2 separate regions of the Homo sapiens genome follow, and region 1 is linked to region 2. A link is a loop called in an ENCODE intact Hi-C map of the cell type or tissue named here. Cell type or tissue: ascending aorta. All regions are shown on one strand. Links, peaks and the distances in the headings refer to the core of each region. The heading gives the core; the rest is flanking DNA. Region 1 overlaps RBMS3 (RNA binding motif single stranded interacting protein 3). Region 2 overlaps RBMS3 (RNA binding motif single stranded interacting protein 3).

Region 1 (2,926 bases), core at 150-2,649, 49 kb before region 2:
ATAAAGAGATGCTGGGACATGAGGAAAATGAGCAACAAAGAAAAAATAATAGATGCCATAGTTCATAATGAGATTTAAAGAAAGTGTTGGTATCAGAATGCTCAAAGTGTTGAGCTGCTAAAATAGGAACAAACGACCCAAAAGTAAGATGCCTGAGATAGGAATTATGAAGGGTTTTTAGTAATTGGTAATGAGAGAGTCTAGGATATGTCCTTTGCATGTGTGGCTGAGGCAAAATATGAATAAAATCAATGGAGGAGAAGAAGCCAAAGAATGGAGAGGCCACGGTGCAAAAATTTCCAAGAATATGGCAAGGTCAGTATGGGATACAGTGAATCAAGTAAGGAGAGGTAGTGAGTCACATAGTCCAAAGACCCACGAGACTCATAGAGGGGGGTTGCACAGAAGATGGAATGAGAATGATCTGAAACTACAATAAAGAAGGCCCACTGGCACCAGCAGTTATGCTCCCCCAGTTTGAGGTGGCTTAGAGGAAGTAGTGTCTTCTGGGGTATCCAAGTTTGAATTTGAGTAAAACAGTGAAACCAAAAAATTCAGGAAAATTTGAGGATAAAGGAGATTTTCTGTATGACCGAGTTCCAGAGGGCCCAAGGGAAGGGATTGGTTGTGGGGTCAGAAATGGGAGTGGACAAATCTGTGGGGAGTGCTAACCAGACAGTCCTGGGAGTCCTGCGGTAATAGGATTAGTTGCGAAGGTCTGCTGGGCATTAAAAACAACTGTGGTCACTTTAGCATGTGCTCCAGAATAGCCTGCCAAAACAAACTGGTTAATTTTTCTCTTTAAGGGGTTTGCTTTCTGATCATCTTTCAGAATGGCAAATACTAAACACCATCAGGTAATGCTGGACTAACCACTCACTGAAGAGTATCTACTGTTTAGTCTTTACCTTTTTACCTTCCTGTCACACACAACAGGCAGGAAACAGGGTGTCAAAGATGAGGAGGTTTGTTCGGCAACACATTTCTTTTTTAACCTCAGGAGTTATAAGATCATACATCTCTGCTCCGAAAGCACTGACTTGGACAGCTGGAATTGTGGTGACAAGAAACGTATGTTAATACTTTTTCATTTAACCAGAACAAGGTAATCTGAGCCAACCAAAAAGCATTTCTCTCTTCCCCGCTCACAACACTGAGGAATGTCAGAGGCCCTCAGGGAGTGAGGATGCTTTATGCGGAGTGGCCTGGGAAGGCCGGAAACCACTTATTGGCTTTACCACTCTAAACCTCTGAAACAGTCATGTCTCTTCTCAGACCTTTATATTTAGACTCCAGACATCCTTGAGTCACACTTGCTATATTAATACAGTTAAGGCATCAAATTATCATTATCGGTAGCAAAACTTCTCTCCCTGTTTTACGACACAGGTAGTTTCAATAAAAAGTTTTATACCAGAAAAGAGGAGCTGTGGGCCTCTATTTCACTTCACTACTCTTTTTCAAATCATGTCAGATGTTATTTCCTATGTCTGGAGTCTTTCTGGATTCTTCTTCTTCTTCTTCTTCTTCTTCTTCTTATTATTATTATTATTATTGGTGTATATGTTTACTTCTTAAGCAAGGTTAGAATTCCATCTTCATGTTCAGATTCTCTTCCACTATAATTGTTTTATTTGTTTGTTTGTTTGTTTTTTCCTGAGACAGAGTCTCACTCTGATGCCCAGGCTGGAGTATAGTGGTGCGATCACGGCTCACAGCAGCCTCAACCTCCCGGGTTCAAGAGATCTTCCCACCTCAGCCTCCCTATTAGTTGAGACTATGGGCACATCTCACCATGCCTGGCTAATTTTTGTATTTTTTGTAGATATGCTGTTTCACCATGTTGCCCCAGCTGGTCTTGAACTCCTGGGCTAAAACAATCTACCTGGCTTGGCCTCCCAAAGTGCTGGGATTACAGGCATGAGCCACTGTGCCCAGCTCTCTTCCATTATAATTTCACCATTACCAACCACCTCAGGTAATGGTTTATTTCAAAATTTGGTGAGTAAAGAAATACTTATCGTATAGTTAACATATACTGGTTGCTCACTATGGGCTGAGTACTTCACACTTTGCCTTTTCAATCTTTATAATAATTCTATGAGTTAAATAATAGTATTGCCCACATTTTACAGCTAAAGACACTGAAAACTTACGGTCACTGAAAACTTACGATCCAGGATCATATTGTTAGTAAGTAGAAGAGCAAAAATTTGAACCTGGATAGTCAGAGTCCAGATCGCACATTTTCTTAGCTACTACAACACATTGCCAGGTACTAAGTGAGGTGCCAGGGAATGAAGTTGAATAAGATGAATGACCTAAAAGAGTTCATAAGTTAGTATGGAACTGGATATTTTACACTAACAATATATCCCTATTCCTTGGCTCCCAAGTGTACATCCACATACAACAGTTTGAGTCTGAACCACAATAAACTTAACTAGCCATCTGCATTGATTTTTTTTACCCTTCTTGGCAAATCAATTTACAAGTGTCATGGAAGAAATATTAAGATTACAGAAATAGCTTTCTTCAGCTTTTCTCCCCATCTTCAAGGGGTAAGTAGCATTAGGAAAGACTGATAGCCAAAATATTTGCATTCAATATCAGAGGCAAAATCAAAAAGGACAGCTCTGCATTGTAATTCTTCCTACATAGACAAGTGACGAGAGAAACCAAGCTAGTCTAATCAGAGGAATATTTCCACTCAAGTGTCAATTCTTATGATCAAAAAACATAATTTTTTAACTTATTTATGGATTCACATTGGTAATTGCTATCTTGGAAAAGATCACCTTCCCAGTATAAGTAGTGTCCTTAAAATAAAAGGCATTGTTATTTTAACAGAATACATCATCTATGACCTTGTTGCCCTAGAGGCTGCTTGTGGGGCCTGAAAAGCCAGAGCACAGATGAAGGGTAT
Region 2 (2,926 bases), core at 214-2,713:
ATCTTTAAAAAATAACAAAAGGGATAAGCTGTGGGGGTTAAGAATAATTAACCATATTATATGTATATAAATACTCTAGAGTTAATTTTAGAATTTTAAGCATGTTACAATGAAATTATAATTAGAGCATTTTAAAAAACCGTTTCAGATTTGCTAAAACTGTATACTTTAAAAGACCAAAGAGTATTAGAAGTCTAGGAAATAGGAGAAGGTACATGGAATTTGACTTAATTTTATTTGTAATTGTTTAAATATGAATTTGACCCCCAAAAATCAACATATTGTCTTTTTTGTCTTTCCAAAAGGAAAACATGATGGCAAAGCAGGCAGTGTCAGGCCTGGGTTGGAATGTTTAACCAATTTACCTTTGACAATTTGCTCAACTTTGCAAGCTTCAGTTTTTTCATTATAGAATGACTAATAATATCTTTTTAGGATTAAATGACAAGATATATCTCTGTATAAGAATATTCACATATGTATATTTCATTTCATGATGCCTAAGACATGGTAGCTGATTAATAAATTATAGGAAGTGATACTGTTCTTACAGGGGCCCAGCTTTCCTATAAAGTAATCCTTTCGTTCCGCAATAAAGTCATTGCCATCAGTATCTTTGGGGTTGAGGCCACAAACACCGTCTCACAGGTTGATTATGGTTTTTTTTTTCATCTAAAATTACGTAAGCAAAATCAATATTGGCATGTGTCAGTAGATCTTGATTGAGCATTTTACTTTGAATACTTGTAATTGAGTTTGATGGAAAAGCTGACTCATGTTAAGAATTGTGCCTTGCAAAAAAACACAACTGCCATGGTATAGTTTGGATCAGAAAGCATCCTTGAGCAAAATATGTTGTACATGCACACAAAAGTACATCCACTCCTAAGCCTATGAAAATTAACAGAAAGCCTGTTTCAAACTGTGCTTACCACCCAAAACATGAAGAAAATGTCAAAATATTTTTTCTTACTTGTTTGAGAACTATTTTTAGATAGTTTTTGAATAGAGAACACATATTTGTTAAAGATGCCGAATTCATTCCAGATGGAGGCTTTGCTACGAAGTTATGGGATGCAAAAGATCTGGTTTTCCTTTGTTAAGAAAAACCGGAAAGGCTGATCAGTTGAAAAATTAAGGTACGCCAGGCCCAGTCCTAAGAATTGCCATGAATATTTTATAATCATTTGAATACATTTAGAACAGAGTACCCCTCAAAAACAAAACAGAATAAAAAACAAAATGAAAAAGAGGGAGGGAGGCAGGAAGTGAGGAATTAAGAGGAAGGGAGGAAAAAGGAAGGAGGGAAGAGAGAAAAAGATATCTTCACAAATTTCACAAATGTATCTTTTAGTCTCTTTCTATTCAGGCTGACCCCTGTTCCTGTCTTCCCCGCTGAGTTCTGAGCTGGGTGGCTGTGAGCCTTTGGAATGCTCACACTTCAGACGTGACAGACGCCGTACACTGGGCAGTCCCAGAGTTACGAGTTTCTCCCACATACCAAATACATTAAGTAGCAGTAGAGTGCTTAGAAGAGCTTTGGCACCAGGCCACTCTGTAACAGGAACTTGCTTGGCAAAGAGCTGCTTTAAGCACATTTGCTGTGTATGTATTTGTAGCAATTTCTTTCCCTTTTAGACCCTTGAAATTGACATGGCAGGGGAGTTCTTTGAGCATATCTGCCACGGACCAAAATAAATGCTTAACCTTCTAGAATGTGCCACGTGGACTATATGCATAATTTCTGCTAATTTATTATCTCACTGCTTGCACCAACAGGCATTATATGGGCACATACCAGGCAATTCTCTTCTGTGATGAAGTGAGACTTAAAATATTGTATCAGTACGCATTATCATTGGAGATTGAATCAAAACCAGGAAGGAGTAAATAATGTTTGCTCTATCATAAAACTGGCAAAATCCAATAGGATAGTCTTTTGTAGGAAGAACAAAAACATCTACAACACTGACAGTGCAGTCTAATTGTAGCAGTTAACCATTAAAAAAAAAATGTCAAACATAACTGAGAAGCAGGCTTCATTTTCCAGTATGTTAACAGCAAAAAAGGCAGACCTATAGTCAGGAGGAAAATGCCTGCTATTAAAACATAACTGATGAATGTTACAAAAAGAGTATTTGTCATCAAACAATGCTTCCATTGTAAAACAATTCCAACCTATGCATGAAAGATTCCAAACGCTAGTACAGCATTCAATTTGATACTGGAGTTTTATCATATTATTTCATGCGAAGAAGAATTATACACTCAATCTGTCTGACAGCTTTGCATATAAAGAACAGTTTCTGCATGACAAATGTGGTGAGCTTATTAAGTTACCAATACACTGCCAAGCCATATTGTCTCAGCAACAGCAGACCCAAAATATTTTCAAATGATTCTTTAAAGCGCAATGCAGGAAAGCCTGAACAACGACATGTCCTGACTTTAATAAAATTCACAACTGCAGGAGCATTTATTTACCTTATATCTAATTAGAATAAATCATCCATAAGCCTCATTTAGTCCATATTTAGTGTGTCAGACTTTTATCTTTTGAGATAGTTGAAAATATTAGTTTTTGATTTATCATCTGCTGCCTCACAGCTGCAAAAAAAAATTAAACTATTAAGCTTAATATAAAAACAGAACACTGTTTCTTAAAAATATAGAGACACGAGAGTATTTACAAACATACTTTTAGGATGGGAAAAATTAGCTACTAAATAATGCAAAATATTAAGAAAACACTTGATCAAAATTAGGAATAGCAAGTAATTTAAGCAAACTAACCTCTTCATTTTTTTCATATTTGTAAAGACATCTTAACTCTCAATCTTGGAATGAACTTACAGGACTAAGTTATATGTGTATTGCAAACGGAACTGTGAAAAGCTTAAATAGTAATGATGTATAATAAAAGCAA

Evidence for each region. Peaks named below come from ENCODE experiments on the same cell type or tissue, not always from the same donor. Only the 100,000 strongest peaks of a DNase experiment are listed, where the experiment ranks them.
Region 1: a loop joins it to region 2, with 2.4 times the contacts of the local background. A loop is called at or near these places in 4 of 110 quality-filtered maps.

The regions. Positions count from the first base shown.
Region 1 is chr3:29,383,048-29,385,973 of GRCh38, reverse strand. The region is part of intron 1 of RBMS3 (RNA binding motif single stranded interacting protein 3); the gene reads right to left. Among named protein-coding and RNA genes, the nearest start is that of RBMS3, 100 kb to the right of the region's middle. In ascending aorta, for the core only: no CTCF peak of the experiment used is centred there; a DNase peak (open chromatin) is centred at 1,173; H3K4me3 peaks cover 383 bases; H3K27ac peaks cover 2,500 bases.
Region 2 is chr3:29,334,203-29,337,128 of GRCh38, reverse strand. All of the region lies in intron 1 of RBMS3 (RNA binding motif single stranded interacting protein 3), which reads right to left. Among named protein-coding and RNA genes, the nearest start is that of RBMS3, 55 kb to the right of the region's middle. In ascending aorta, for the core only: no CTCF peak of the experiment used is centred there; a DNase peak (open chromatin) is centred at 1,508; H3K4me3 peaks cover 1,745 bases; H3K27ac peaks cover 2,344 bases.